2 separate regions of the Homo sapiens genome follow, and region 2 is linked to region 1. A link is a loop called in an ENCODE intact Hi-C map of the cell type or tissue named here. Cell type or tissue: ascending aorta. All regions are shown on one strand. Region 1 overlaps CARMIL1 (capping protein regulator and myosin 1 linker 1). Region 2 overlaps CARMIL1 (capping protein regulator and myosin 1 linker 1).

Evidence for each region. Peaks named below come from ENCODE experiments on the same cell type or tissue, not always from the same donor. Only the 100,000 strongest peaks of a DNase experiment are listed, where the experiment ranks them.
Region 2: a loop joins it to region 1, with 2.3 times the contacts of the local background. A loop is called at or near these places in 7 of 110 quality-filtered maps.

Annotation. Positions count from the first base shown.
Region 1 is chr6:25,355,762-25,363,761 of GRCh38, forward strand. All of the region lies in intron 2 of CARMIL1 (capping protein regulator and myosin 1 linker 1), which reads left to right. The region is part of intron 2 of LOC124901281 (a long non-coding RNA gene); the gene reads right to left. Among named protein-coding and RNA genes, the nearest start is that of CARMIL1, 80 kb to the left of the region's middle. In ascending aorta, no CTCF peak of the experiment used is centred here; DNase peaks (open chromatin) are centred at 3,550, 3,970 and 4,948; H3K4me3 peaks cover 2,031 bases; H3K27ac peaks cover 6,442 bases.
Region 2 is chr6:25,292,305-25,300,304 of GRCh38, forward strand. The region is part of intron 2 of CARMIL1 (capping protein regulator and myosin 1 linker 1); the gene reads left to right. Among named protein-coding and RNA genes, the nearest start is that of CARMIL1, 17 kb to the left of the region's middle. RefSeq lists an enhancer at 127-627. In ascending aorta, no CTCF peak of the experiment used is centred here; a DNase peak (open chromatin) is centred at 4,867; H3K4me3 peaks cover 1,463 bases; H3K27ac peaks cover 7,639 bases.

The DNA.
Region 1 (8,000 bases):
AAATTTTTTAATTCTGGTAAAAAGAGAAAACCACATGAAATTTGTCATCTTAACCATTTTTAATTGTGCAGTTCAGTAAAGTATATTGACATTACTGTGCCACAGATCTCTGGAACTTTTCCGTCTTGTCTGCTGACTATCTTTTATGGCAGTGTAGGGTGAGCCATGTCTTTACACAGTTGTTCATTCACTGCTTGCCCTGCTACTTACACTCCTCCTGCAAAATGCCCCTAGCTTATAGTACAAGAAAGAGGTTTCTTTGGCTGGACTTTCCTCCTTCTAAGACTTCTTTTTTTTTTTTTTTTTTGAGACGGAGTTTCGCTCTGTCGCCCAGGCCGGACTGCGGACTGCAGTGGCACAATCTCGGCTCACTGCAAGCTCCGCTTCCCGGGTTCACGCCATTCTCCTGCCTCAGCCTCCCGAGTAGCTGGGACTACAGGCTCCCGCCACTGCGCCCGGCTAATTTTTTGTATTTTTAGTAGAGACAGGGTTTCACCTTGTTAGCCAGGATGGTCTCGATCTCCTGACCTCATGATCCACCCGCCTCGGCCTCCCAAAGTGCTGGGATTACAGGCGTGAGCCACCGCGCCCGGTCCTCCTTCTAAGACTTCTGTGTCAGCCATTCAGTGAGTTTGCTCAAGTCCTCTTACAGTCCTTACCATTTCATTAGTTGAATGCTTAAGTAGAAATGGGTTTAAAAAACCAGAGATTTGGTTTAAAGAGAGGGAATATCTGGGAGCAGCAAGGATTCTAGGTGGGTAGGGTGTAAACCTCACCAAGTAACTCAGCTGAAAATACTTTCTCAATTTAGTACAAGGTCCCAGCACGGAAAGATGTACAAGGTTATTTTTCCTGGCGCTTCTCCCTTCCGTATAGCCCATATGTTAGTGCCCTTAGTTCTTAATGCCCTCTGGCAGCCAAGTTCTTATCTTGGGGAGCTACATCACAGGTGTTGGGTGCTGTTTAATTTTCAGCTAATTGAGCTTTTTTGCTGCTAGAGTCTTGTATGGTGTTTTCTTGAATTCATGAATTAGTCATTAATTTGTGTTTAGCAGGCAGGCACCCTGGCAGTCTGTGGTCTGTCCAGCAGACCTTCTTTTGGACTGGACGGATGCTCTTTGTGCAGTTTTTAGTGAATGATGGTGGGAAAAACAGAATCCTCTTCCAGAACCCTTAAACGGCAGCCTTTTCTTTACTTCCAGCTCTTACCTTGCAGGTGGGTGTGGGTCTTAACTTCAGAATGGCTACTTTTAGTGGGGTTAACTATTGGGGTAGGATGGAGACTGTGTTCTGAGGCTCAGCAGAAGTCATTGTGTTTTTTTTTTTTTTTTGGCACTCTGTAAGGTTTGAGGAAATTCTGTGATTTGAATGAATTTTTTCTCAGGAGGATTTACTTCTAAAATAAACGTAATTAATTAGATAACTGGAATTTCCTACCACTTAGATGGTTGTTGTCAGGTTCTGTTTCCTTGCTACAATTTGAAAGCACTTGAAATTTCAGATTCATGAATTTATACCACAAAAACTCAAAACAGTTGAAAAGTACATAGATGCTCATGCCTGTAAGCCCAGCACTTTGGGAGGCCGAGATGGGCAGATCACTTGAGGCCGGGAGTTCGAGACCACCCTGGCCAACATGGCAAAACCTCATCTCTAGTAAAAATGCAAAAAAATTAGCCGGATGTGTTGGTACATGCTTGTAATCTCAGCTACTTGGAAGGTTCAGGCATGAGAATCACTTGAACCTGGGAAGCAGAGGTTGCAGTGAACCAAGATTGTGCCACTGCACTCTAGCCTAGGGGACAGAGTGAAATTTTGTGTCAAAAAGAAAACAAAAATAAAAAAACACATTTTTTTGAGTGTTATGGAGTTATGATTCCAATTCTTTAATTTTAATAAGCCTTGAAAAGCTGCAGTTTACTCCATCATGAGTAGGGATAAGCTTCTCAGTATAAACAACCTGTAGTTCTGTGGTTAATGAAATAAGAAGCTTGAACTACTTTCTTAAGTTAAAAGTGCCTTTTCAGCAAGTAGATGCTCAATGAAGTTAGCACACCTATTTCAACTTTAATCAATAAGGTGGAAATAATGCAGTATGGCAGGTACATTACTTTCAGTTGCATTTTCTAGGTGTGATTATCTCAGAGTTTGAAATCGTACATTTTATGATTTTATGTTAGTGCAGGATGAATCTTTTCAGTTATAACTGAGCTGGCTGTGAGCATTTAGCCTGACAGGTTGGGCTGCTTTTCTTACTGGTTTTGTCCGTATAAGGAGTACCACAGAAGTACCTCACACGCATTTTAAAATAACTTTTCGGTAATAAAAATTAATATTGGTTAAGAATAAACTTAGCTTATCTAATGCGTGGGCCAACCATTTCTGAGCAAAATTGTGAGCAGAGTTTGTCTTGTGTGTTGGCTGTGGTCTTAAAAACACTAGCAGACAGTGTTATGTTGACTGTAATATTTCTTCTGTAGAGTAAAAGATAGATTTCATTTCTGGGTGAAGCATTGTAATTGGCTTATACTTTTGTTTCTGGTCATATTATGTAGACAGTAGAAAAGAAGTGGGAATATAAAGGTAGGAGAGGTATTACTTGAATGTGACGCATAAAAAGTATATAAGTAGACAGAAAAGAAGTGGGAATATACAGGTAGGAGAAGCATTACTTTTATGTGATGCATAAAAAATATATAGAGTTTTCTATTGTTTTGGGGGTGGGGTTAGAAAACATGCTATAGATAAAGAAGAGTCAAAATTAGAAAATTAAGTAAGATGTTTCCTGTTATACTTAAACATTGCAATACTTACAAAGCATATCATAAGGTATATATAAAGTGGTCATTATGAACTTTCTTTACCCAGGTCAAGCAACGCCTCTAAGGGGGAAAAATAATTTGGTGAATCCCCATACTCTATGATAGGGCATATAGAGCCATTTTATTATAAAGAAGTGATATATTGCTGAAGTGAGTACTAAGTAGCAAGCAGTGGAAATGTGTACCATGCATTTCTGAGAAATAATGCCTGGGAATGCACTGCAAAACAGGTGTACTTGGTGTATATGCAATTTAAGTAACATAACAACTTGAGAAGGATTCAAAGATGGGAATAGCTATCATGTGAATGAAGGCATTGCACTGTAGAAATATCTTACTATAACAATTTTATTATATGATCATTGTGGCCAAGAATACTGATCATTTAGCTTAGTTTTAGAAGCTAAATATGAAGTATCATCATTCTATGTACAATGTATTCTGTGGTGGTTGTGCATTTATTATTGGGATCACAGCGTGTCTTTTTTCTGCCAAGATGGACACTGGGCACCATGGTCACAGGCTTCTTGGGTGCTACTAATAGAAGGCTCTCTCTTGGCTTTCTCTGTTGGGCAGAAGTCTGTGAATGCCATTATAGCTAAGACTCTCCCATTCTGGCCAGGAAAGGAAGCTGGAAGGACTTGGACTCACTGATTTGTGCTGACACCCATTCAGCCCTGCCGTTGGAACTCTTTAATGTGCTTTTCAGTGAGCTAGTGTTTCAGAACCTCATGACAGGGCAGGCTGATTTCTCAGATGCATACTTCTCTGACCTCTGGCTTCCCCTAGCTCACTGAGGCTCGTTCTGCCTGTTGATGAGGCTCTCCTGGCAGATTTGACACTGGACCCAAGAGGGCAGAAGAATCAGCTGTTAAGCTGGTACAGGGCTCAAAGATAAATAAGAAGACACTCAGCAGAGCGTAACTTTGAGGCAGGCACACAACCACTTGGGTCAGTGTAGTATTTGGGGCATGTGGGTTTGTGTTTGGAATTTGAGAGGAAGCACTCTGATGATCCAGCAGCCTTTGTGCTCCAGTGACATGCTAATTTTTTTTTCCTGATATTGGGATTGCGTTCCCTTGACTATTGCAGCAGAGAAACTGAAATGGGAATCATTTCCTGTGGGTGCACTGATGTGCACAGTGGGCGGAACCGGGAAGGCAAGTCAGAGGCATTTTTCTCATTTCTGAATCCATGAGTCTGGCTTTTCCCTTAGGGTATTTGGGCCAATTGTTATAGTGTGTCCCACTGTGTAAATTGAAGGTTTAGCCAAGTCTGGCTGAATGGTTTAGTCTTGCAAAAACTAAAGCACTTTGTTTTTAAAAAAGGAAAAAAAAGTTTAACTTTTTTTATTTTTAACATGGCATTATTGGACTAAATGATGTTAGGCATGTTAACAGAGTAAAAGGGAGAACTTCTTTCTGCAGTTTGGCAGGCCTGTCACTTCACAGGTGTATCACTGTCCAAATGAGGGATGCCAGATAAGACATCATTCAGCCTCCCGGAGGGGTGGGGGAGCAGGTGTGGCACAATACAGTCATTGTTCATTGTCTTCCCGCTTACAGTATTGTAAAACCTGCACTGCATTAAAAATCCTATTAATAGAACATTGGATTAGGAAGAATACTTAGGCTTCTCCCTCCTTCCATCAGTTTTAAAAGGAATTTAGAAAAATCACTATTTCTTGTATGTATGAGTGGGGGAGGGAAAGAAGGAAGAAAAGAGAGACTGACTTTGTCTTTGAAATACAGAAGAGAACATCTTGCAGTGAGGAATGAGAATCTAAAAAGATAACCAGGCTTCTTGTAAGAAAACTTTCATAGACAGTTATTCAGCAGGCAGATTTTTAATTTTCATGTTTCCAGCTTGTTTAGTCTGTGGGGACTTTGATTTCTGGAAGCCCACTGGGATCGCTGCTAAACCTTACATACTTTTTTTGTTGTATCAAATTCAGTTCAACTACCAGAAAATTTTTTTTGGCAATTATTTTTTTCTCTGTCATGTTTTCTGTCCAATGAGAGGAGAAGACTGGGATAGCCAAGGCAAATGCTGCTCAAATTATTGTGCCCAAGAGGAGAGATTTGGCCCTGTGATACTGCAGGGGGACTGTTGAGAAAGAGTAACAGGGACATATTGGGAAGTGTGCAGCCTGGGCTTCCCAACTGATGTCTTAGCTAATTTGAAATGTTGTGATTAGACCTTCCCTTATTCACGTTGAGGAATGAATATGCTGACAGCCATATGCATGTGATTTTAGGATTATTAAGTGTAATGGAATGTCCAAACCATCACTCAGTTTTACATAGCACCCTTCAAGAACTAGAATGCCTGGGAAACATGGCTGTCCCAGTTAAGTTGAGGTTTTATCTGAAACCCATTTTGTTTTCAAACATGTTGGAAATGTTCCTAAAAATGCCTGAGTGTGCTTTGGGGGTGTGCTTGGTGAGTATGCTTTCCTACCCTTGAGTGTTTGAGACTTGTTTTCATTATGTTAGGGGCTTATGATAAAGTCTTCATTTTCAGATCTTTATGTAGAAGATATATATAATTGAGCAGATTTTGAAGTTTCGCTCAAATCTTGTTTGTATTTAAGAATACTTTTTCTTATTCATTATTCTGATTAATTTTTCTTTTAAAACTGGCAACATTTTGCAGGTAGTTTATGGTTTTGCAAATTAGAATATGGGTCATTCCTCTAAATAGAAACAGTGTTTTTGGTCTTGATGGGTCTGTGAATTAGGTGAAACTAGTTTTATCTTTCTCCTTCTACTTCTAGGGGAAAGTCTTTACCTTTCCCCCCCTGCACACTCCTCCCACCCCACCCTTCCAAGCTTGATCTCAGCAAATTCATTGACTTCCAAAATTCATTTATATGACTTTAATCTTAAGTCATCTTTATGAAAATGGCTTATCTTTAACTTACTACCTGTTTCAGGAATAGTTGCAGGCAGAGCTTTTTTCTTATTTTTCTTGGTATGAAAGGCTTTGTATCCTGCTAAAGGAATTTCAGGATTTATAGTTATAAGTAGCTATATTTTTAGTCATGAGCTTTGCTATGGTTTGAAAGTGTCCGCCAAATTTCATGTGTTGGAAACTTAATCCCCAAATCCATATGTTGGTTGCATTTGGAGGTGGGGCCTGTGGGATGTAATAAGGGTTAAATAAGGTCATCAGGGGGGTTCCCATTGATGTTACAGGTGGCTTTATAAGAAGAGAGACCTGAGCTAGCATGCTCTTGCTCTCTCACCGTATGATGCTCTCTACTATGTTATGACATAGCGGGAAGGCCCTCGCCAGATGCAGACTCTTGAGTTTGAACTTTTCAGCCTCCAGAACTGTAAGAAATACATTTCTTTTTCAGGACCCATAAGACAGAGCAAAAAATAAAAAGAAAAAAAGAAATTAAAAAAAGAAAGAAAAAATTTTAAAAAATTCTTTTGAAAAATAAATTACACAGTCTGTGATACTGTGTTATAGCAACAGAAAATGAACTAAGGCGGGTTCCCAGAACCTTTATAATCACATCAGCTTGTTAACTGCTGTTCCACTTGTAAGCAGCTCCCCCTCAGGCCAGATATTACTGGCATAAGTGGAAAACCTAGGCACCTGAAAGTTTCTGACAGCCTTTCAGAAAGTTCCAGAAAGGAGTGCCTTTGTTTTCCTCACTAAGTGAGAGATTAAAAAAGAAAATCAGTAAAAGTCACTTCCCCTAATGCCTACAGTTGTCATCCTGGAATCACACTTTTATTGAATCCAATTCAGCAAACATTTATCGAAGACCAGCTATGTATAGTTAAAACCACTACACGGGCCGGGCGTGGTGGCTCATGCCTGTAATCCCAGTACTTTGGGAGGCCGAGGTGGGTGGATCACCTGAGGTCCGGAGTTTGAGACCAGTCTGGACAACATGGTAAAACCCTGTCTCTACTAAAATTACAAAATTATCTGGGCATGGTGGCACATGCCTGTAATCCCAGCTAATTGGGAGGCTGAGGCAGGGGAATCACTTGAACCCAGGAGGTGGAGGTTGAGGTGAGCTGAGATCGTGCTATTGCACTCCAGCCTGGGAAACAGAGACTCCGTCTCAAAAACAAAACAAAACAAAACAAAAAAACCACTACACGAGCTGTAGAAAAGCCCATTTGTTTCTCTTCTAAAGTATATAATGGGGCTGGGCACAGTGGCTCACACCTGTAATTTCCACACTTTGGGAGGCCAAGGCAGGCACATCACCTGAGGTCAGGAGTTTGAAACCAGCCTGGCCAACATGGTGAAACCTCGTCTCTACTAAAAATAGAAAAATTAGCTGGGCATGATGGCACATGCCTGTAATCCCAGCTACTCTGGGGGCTGAAGCATGAGAATTGTCTGAACCTGGGAGGCGGAGGTTGCAGTGAGCCGAGATTGCACCACTGCACCCCAGCCTGGGTGACAGAGTGAGACTCTGTCTCCAAAACAAAGAAAGAAAAGAAAGAAAGAAAGCACACAGTGGGTGAAGAAAGTACTCACTACTCAGGTAGTGAGTACCTGACCAATGTAGAATGACTTTTAAAATTCCAGACTTGGGAGCATTTCTCAGGATGCCAGTAGGTATTAAAAATTATTTTTGACCAAGTAAATTTGGAGAAAGATGGGTTAAGTGAAGTTGGATAGGGATTTTCTTTTTTATCGGTGCTTCCAAAGGGGGATGGTATATGCAGCATTTCCCAAATTTATTTGACCAGGGACCATGTATTTATTTATTTAGGAGCAGCTCAGAGGACTAGTGTTCCATGGAGAACACTGTGACAAAGGCTGTTCTACACCACGGAAGATTTTTTTCCTCTCTCTCTTTTAGAGGGCTCTTTTATTTTGGTGTATACATGTTTATTATTCAGAGCCAGCAAACTCTGTAACTTTCTCCATTGGTTATATAAAAAGTGTTAGCATTTTCCTTGGATATTTGTGAGGTTTTGAAGGGCCGGGATAATGACCGTTGAGTGAGCTCTTACTTGGTGCCAGCTACATTGCTGAGCATTTCCTCTAGAGTCTCATTAGTGGGAAGTACAAATTAGCAGTTCTGCTTTTTAGGTGAGAGGATAACTTGACCAATATGCAATTTATGCATCATTTCCAACATGCCAGACATTTTAAGGTGAAGAGATTTTAAAAATCATGTATAGTTTTATATATAGATTC
Region 2 (8,000 bases), 63 kb before region 1:
CTAGAAAATTGAGCTTTAGAAAACAGCAATAACACTGAAACAATCTTTGGGAGTGAGTTATCAGAGAACGTGCATTGTTGCCAAGGATGCTGGCATAAATTCTGGGAACCTCAAAATAAAAGAATCCATATTTAAGCACTTCACAATTTACCTGAACCGAACACTGGAGTCAGTTCCTACCTGTTTCCACTAATCTCTGGGTAGGGGCTGGGGGCAGGCTCTGGCCCTGGGTGTGCGTTTTCAGGAGGCAGTTCTGGCTGACTTGAACTTGTTACCTGAGCTGCATTTACATTCTACTCTCTCCTCATCTGCAACTGCCCCAGTTTCTTCTGTAGTTAGGATAGGCGAGTCAAATGACCTTAGGCAAAGAAGCTGTTGAACATACACCAGGCTCGGTGTAACTTTTCATTGTTCTAAAAAGATACTCTTTTTCCAGTCTCTGGGATTTAGCCACCCTTGGACCAGGGCAATTAGGTATATACCCTGGAGAGGGGAGGAAGGTAAGTGATGGGGGGGAGTAGGAGAGTAGCATGAAAGGGACATTGTGGACATTAAGAAGCCAGGAAATCTAATCAAAATATGGAATGAATAGGGAGAACTCTTCTTTTTTTCATAGTTATAAAATAGTTACAGAGAAAAATAAAGACTTTAGTAAAAGGTTACTGTAAAAACTTTAGGTTTCATTTCATTGGAAACGCTGTTAATATCTTTGTTAAAATAGATGAAAAATGTAGCTACAATCTGAAGGATAAAAGATTTTTGTTCCCTCTCTTATCCCCTCTGCTTTCTAAAATGCTTTTTTTTTTTAATAGAATATAAGAATTTGGATTGGTATATATGGGGTATATCATTGTCTAAATCTTTACGTTACTGTGTTTTATTTATTTTTTTCCCTCTTGATAGACCACTTTCCCCAGCTCTTTGAGGAAAGAGGGGCAAAGAGGGGAAAGAAGGATGCTTGGTGTGTGTGTGTGTGTGTGTGTGTGTGTGTGTGTGTGTGTTTTGTAGCAGTAGTAGTAGTGGCAGTAGGTAAAAGAGTGTTCACTGGGTTATTTTCCTCATCTTGTTTCTTAGGAGAAGGTTTTTCTTATTTATTTTTGAGACAGTGTCTTGCTCTGTCATCCAAGCTGGAGTGCAGTGGTTCAAACACAGCTCACCGCAGCCTCGATATCCTGGGCTCAAGAGATCCTCCTGTGTCAGCCTCTCGGGAGCTGGGACTACAATCACATGCCACCATGCCGAATTTTTTTTTTTCCTAGAGATGGGGTCTCACTTTGTTGCCTAGGCCAGTCTTAAACTCCTGGGCTCAAGCAGTTCTTCCACCTTAGCCTCCCCAAGTAGTGGGGTTACATATGCGAGCTGGTCTTCCCTTCCCTTCCTCTCCTTTCCCTTCCTTTCCCCCTTCCCTTCCCTCTTCCCTTCCCCCTTCCTCTTCCCTTTTGACAGGGCCTCACTTTGTCAGGCTGATGTGCAGTGGCATGATCTCAACTCATTGCAACCTGTGCCACCCAGGCTCAAGTGATCCTCCCACCTCAGCCTCCCAAGTGGCTAAGACTACAGGCATGGGCTGCCCCACCTGGCTAATTTCTGTATTTTTTGTAGAGATGGGGTTTCACCATGTTGCCCAGGCTGGTCTTGAACTCCTGAGCTCAAGTCATCCACCTGCCTTGGCCTCCCAAAGTGCTGGAATTATGGGTGTGAACCACTGTGCCCAACCCAAGGTTTTTCTTTTTTTGAAAGCATTATCACTTGGTGAACATTGGCCAGCAAGTGTCTTGGTTTCTTTAGATATGTGTAGATGCACAGGACGTCCTCTTAGAGGTAGGAAGCAGGCATGTACACATGTCCTGAGCTGTACTTACAGCCTCACCAGCCTTTGGCAAGGGTTTGAGACAGATGTGCTTAGTTCCTGCTAAGAAGGCAAATGTGTCTATTTCTGCTGATCCCTGGGCCCTGGAGTCTCAGGAGACATTTATGGACATTGACTGGGATTAGTAGGTATATCCACCAGACAGGATCTGGTGTAGACAGATTGACTCAAACAGACTCTGGGGAAATTTATTGAGACCTTGCCCTCATTGATTGCTGCCTAGAGGATCTTGGGGCTGGAGGACTCTTGGCAGCCATCTAACCATGTGTCCTAACCTAGGAGAAGTTTCTTCTGTAGCACCTCCGACAGCTAGGTATCTACTTTTTGCTTCACTATTCCCAGTGATGAGAAAAGCAAAAGCCCCCAAAAGCCCTGTCTTCTTTTGAACTGGGATCTGCTTCTCACTCTCCATTTCTTCTTGCATAGTCTACTGGAATATCACAGAACAATTTTTCTCCCTCCTATCCATGAGTGCAGTTCAAGTATTTGAAGAAGGTTATCATACTTTTCTTTGGTCTTATAGTCCTCAGGCTAAATAGGCTCACATCCTGGAGTCTCAGTCCTTGGAAGATGTTGTTTTCAGACTTATCACTATTCTGATCACCTTGCTTTGGAATCACCCTACTTTGTCCATGAACCTTTTAAACAACTGTTGGTGTTTGGGGATCACACATGCTTGGCGAACACCCTTGAACTGAATTAAACAGACTTTCTCAGTCTTTAATGGGCTCCTGTGGATTGTGCCTTTTGAAGAGGGTATGGAGCCTGTGGCATCACAGCATCTGTGTTCCTCCAGGCAGGGTGGGGAACATCAAGCTAAGTGCAACCTGCCTGGTGAAGAATGCTACCTATGCATTGCTTGGACAAAAGGTTTTGTTATTGTTGTTTTTTAAATTTTGGAAGTATCCCTGATATTTGCATTACTAAAACAATAATAAAACATAGGAAAGAAAAAGCGAACATCACCTAATCCTATCAATTTAGATATAATCATTGGAAAAAAAATCAGTATTTTTCATATTTTTCTGTGCTAACTTACATAAAATATATGATATATTTTAAAAAATGGAATCATGAATACTATTTTGTGGTATACTTTTAAAATTTAATTTTTGAGGTCAAAGCTTTCTAGGGCAGTAGAAAGCATGATACTCCATTTACCCACTGTAGAGGAGTACTGTAGTTTATCTAACCATGTCCCTTATTGTCAGATAATTTAGGTTATTTCCAATATTTTGCCTTATAACTGTCCATGTCCTCATATTTATTTCTCTTGGATAAATTCGTGGAAGTGGAATCATTGCCATCATTGCCTAATAGGCATTTTGAAGGATGCTTTTTTTTTCACCTGATTGTTATTTAGGAAGTCTCAATAGAGAATAAATCCTCCACCTTGTCAATTTCATTGTCTTAAACAAGAGTCTACTTGGCAGAATGGCTTGTTCTCTTTGCTTGGATCCGTGTATTTCTTAGACCAGTGCTCCTTGGACCCTAGCTCCTGAGGCAAACCTTTTTCATGCAATTTAGGGTTCTTTCAGATCTCCCTGTGTGGAAGTGTTGTCTTCTACTACAGTATGTTTGCTGGAATGAGAAAGTCCTGTGACTTCACTTGTGGTTTCAGAGTCACAGCTTCCAAGTATCATTGTCTTGGCAGAATCAGCCATAGCTTTTTCCTTGGCTGAATCCTAGGTAGGTGTGAGCCTGTATTATATGATTCAGATCTTTGCCCTTGTCGTGGGACTTTCTTACCTTGGGCCTTTGAATGCTCTCATAAATGGTAGTTGAGTAGATTCACAAATGATAAGGCACATGGCACTTTCATTAGATGAAATGTAATTAACAAGAACCATAAGCTAATATGCATGTAGAACTAGTCCAATGTCTTAGAAGATAATTTAGTATCATAATGAAAGGAGACATTGTTTTTCTTCCCAGACAGTTCTGAAGGCAGTTGATTTTATCTGTATAGCCAACAACAATTTCTTAAGTCTCATGGTCCTTCCCCACTCCACTAGAAGCTGCAGAGTAGTCCTTCTCATTCTCATTTACTGTCCCAATTTCCTGACCCTTTCACTATCTCCCTGTCCTGGGAGAGGGGTGTCCAGGTGATGAGGACCTATGGCCTCTTTTCTGCCATGAGGAGCTCCTTGTGGAGCCCTGTCCTCCTTGCTGAGGCCCTCAAGAGTGCAGCCTGCTTTTCTGTGTCCTTTCAAAGCTACCATTGTGTACTATGTTGCTTGTGGCTGTCTTTTCTTTCAAGCCTGGCAGATAGGATGATATTCCTCAGGGACCTCCTTATTTGCTGTCTCAGAAAACAAGCACAGAGGACTTTCTTAGTTACCCTGTAGAACAGACAAAGAAAATCAAGACGCCCAGATGCGGGGAAGTGACTGAGAACCTTGCAAGGTTCTTTTAAGGCAATCTCTCTGCTCTTTGATGCCTAACCTTATGGGGCACAGCCACACTCACTTGCAGAATCTGAGCTAAGGTGTGGCCAGGAGAAGTCCAGGCCAGTGAATGTTATCAGTGGTCATTTCTTGGTTTCCTGAATCCATCTGTCTTAAATCAGCTGTCACTAGCAACCAAAAAAAGATCTTATCATCTGTCATAGGCATGACCTGAAGAGAAGCAGCTGTGCTTTGTTTTTTGCTAAGTCTTGGGCAGTTCAGTTTGGCACTTAGAGTATTCCAGCTCCTTTTCTTATAAGAATATCTATCTTTATCTATCTATCTATCTATCTATCTATCTATCTATCTATCTTTAACTAACTAACTAACTAACTAACTAACTAAAGCATTTTAAAACGTGGCATCTCGCTTTGTTGCTCAGGCTGGTCTCCAACTGTTGGACTCAAGCACTCCTCCTATCTTGGCCTCCTGAGTGTCTGAGACTACAGGCACAGGCCACCATGCCCAGCCTCAGCTCCTTTTCTTTTAAATCTCTTGGTCCAATTTATATTCTTTGCCAGCATCCTTGGGACAGCACAAATGTTGAAGTTTGGGGAAACATTTTGTACAACTTTGTTCACTGAATCACAGTCACTGCTTGTGCTGTTGATAATCAAAACTAGGCTGCACAGAGTGACGTAGTCACATATTTGGCTTGGGTGTACAGATGTTTCCCTTCAAGCATCTTGGATGTCTTGCTCCTTATCAGAATTTTATCTCCCCCAAATTCATTGTTTGTGAATTAACTGTAAAGTTCTGGGAGCGATTTCCTTTTCAACAGTTTGCCTTTCTAGAAAAAAACTTTTGGAGTTTAAATAGCACTTAACCCTCTATCATTTTACTCTCTCTGAAGTGGTCTCTGTGGAGAACATGTTGGGTCTTCTCTGTTCAATATCTCTCTCTCTCTTTCTTGGCAAAGCCTGGATGCGAGAAGTTGGTCCAATCTTTCCTGTCCAGGGTTGCTTGTTAATACAGCATCTGGAGCAAAGGAAAGGCTATTAGCACCTTGTCACTTGGAGTTTCTTAAGCATTGTTCCATTTATGTGTTCTTTCTGCAGAGATTTAATGAAAGTGGCATCTGTCTTTACACCTGACATATGCAGGTTGTCCGCAGAACTGAACAAGTGGTGTCAGCAACACTGTATATGCAGGAAGGCTTCATGCTCACGTCGTTTTTTCTGTGTTCTCTGGGAGTAGCCAACTTCTTTATTCATCAGAGTAGGGCTTTACATTTTAATATTCTAGAGAGAGATGCTTGTGGTGATATATTTAGCCTTAAATTCAGGAATGGCTTCTTTTTTCAATGTCTTTACATTTTACGCCTCCCATTTTCTGTGTTAATAGGTAAGTGTGCCTACATTTAAATTCTGAAATGGCATTTGCTAACATTTAATCTTGGCCAAGTTATTTAACTTCTCTGTGCCTTACTTTCTTCATCTGTAAAATGGGTGTAATAACAAAAAACTACATTGTAGCTTTGTTTTGAAAATTAAGTGGGATATTACATATAAAATATTTCATAATAGTGCCTGGCACATAGTAAGTCATGAGTAAGTCTTAGCTGTTATTGTTAGGGGTAGTGTCGTGATAATGCTAAATGCTTTGATTAAAAGAATCTAATTGTATATTTGAGTCACAGATTATTCAGATATATTTTATATAAATATTTCAAAAGAAATACCTCAACTTTGCATGTCTTCCTGGCCCTGTACAAGGTACATGTTGTTATGTTTTCTCTGCTCAGAGCTATTTTAAGCCAGTACAGACTGTCTACAGAAATGGGTTTAGAATGTTTTTTCACTCTGCTGTTCTTAAAGAGGGTACACTGCTTTTGAGAAATCTTTTTTAAAGAAAGGGTTCAAGTTCAGTGTTGAGAAATTTGTCTCTGAGGACAACGCTGTGCATTTCCAATACGTATCTGTTTTTCATCTTGCTTTCATTGCAGATCTGCATGTATTTAGATATATGCTCAAGTCCCTCTTTCACTTCCCAGTTACTTAGAGTGAAAAAAAGAAAACATCAGTAGTTGGTGCCTGTTCATTCACTTAGGGCTTTCTTGGTCCTTTCAGGGCACTGCTGTCTGTTGCTGTTGCCTCACTCAGTTTGCTTCCTCTTGGATTTCAGTTATGATTGCTTTTTTTTTTTTTTTTGAGACGGAGTTTTGCTCTTGTTGCCTGGGCTGGAGTGCAATGGCGCGATCTCGGCTCACCGCAACCTCCGCCTCCTGGGTTCAAGCGATTCTCCTGCTTCAAATTCCCGAGTAGCTAGTATTACAGGTGTGTGCCACCATGCCCAGCTTATTTTGTATTTTTAGTGGAGACAGGGTTTCTCCATGTTTCAGGGTGGTCTCGAACTCCTGACCTCAGGTGATCTGCCCGCCTCAGCCTCCCAAAGTGCTGGGATTACAGGTGTGAGCCACTGCGCTTGGCCGATTGCTTTTATTTTATAGCCGGTCCTTGATCGGGGGTGCAGGGTGCATTATCTGAGTTCATTGGTGTGTGTGGCTCTGTGTCTCCATAGTCAGAAGGATTCCTGGGCATGCTGGATTCTTTTTTTTTTTTTTTTTTGGGAAAGAGTCTCACTCTGTTGTCCAGGCTGGAGTGCAGTGGTGCAATCTTAGCTCACTGCAACTTCTGCCTCCCGGGCTCAAGGGATTCTCCTGCCTCAGCCTCCTGAATAGCTGGGATTACAGGTGCCTGCCACCATACCCAGCTAATTTTTTGTATTTTTAGTAGAGACGGGGTTTTACCATGTTGGCCAGGCTGGTCTCAAAGTCCTGACCTCAGGTGATCTGCCCGCCTCGGCCTCCCAAAGTGCTGGGATTACAGGCCTAAGTCACAGCACCCGGCCCATGCTGGGTTCTTAATCTCCAGGCTGTGCTGGACTCTCACCTTCTAACCAACCTTGAGGTATTTCAGTCCCAGCACTATTGACATTTTGGTCAAAACAATTGTTGTGGGGGCTGTCCTGTGCATGATAGGATGTTTACCAGCATCTGTGGCCCCTCCCCACTAGATCCTGGCACCATCACCCACTCTTCCCACAGTTGGGATAATTAAAAATGTCTCCAGAGGCTGGGCACGGTGGCTCATGCCTGTAATTCCAGCACTTTGGGAGGCCGAGGCGAGCGGATCACCTGAGGTCAGGAGTTTTTGAGACCAGCCTGGCCAACATGGCGAAAACCCATCTCTACTAAAAATAGAAAAATTAGCTGGGTGTGGTGGCGGGTGCCTGTAATCCTAGCTACTTGGGAGGCTGAGGCATGAGAATTGCTTGAAACTGGGAGGTAGAGGTTGCAGTGAGCTGAGATTGTGCCACTGCACTCCAGCCTGGGGCGACAGAGTGAGACTCCACCTCAAAAAAAAAAAAAAAAAAGTTTCCAAACATTGTCACATGTCCTTTGGATTGTAGAATTGGCCCCCCCACTGAGAATCATTGGTTTAGATCAGTGGGTTTCAAATGTCAGAGAGCAGGTGTGTATTTTATCATATTTAGCTTCTAGAGTTATGTCTAAGTCTCGAAATTTACAGTTTTATGATATAGCCATTGTTGATTTATCTAAAAGTCTATATGCATTTAAAATGCTTATTTTTGAAATATTTAGATAACCAAATCTGTATGTAACAAAAATAACAAATCCCACCACATAGCAATTTGTCTTGTTTTAAGATACCTAAAAGATC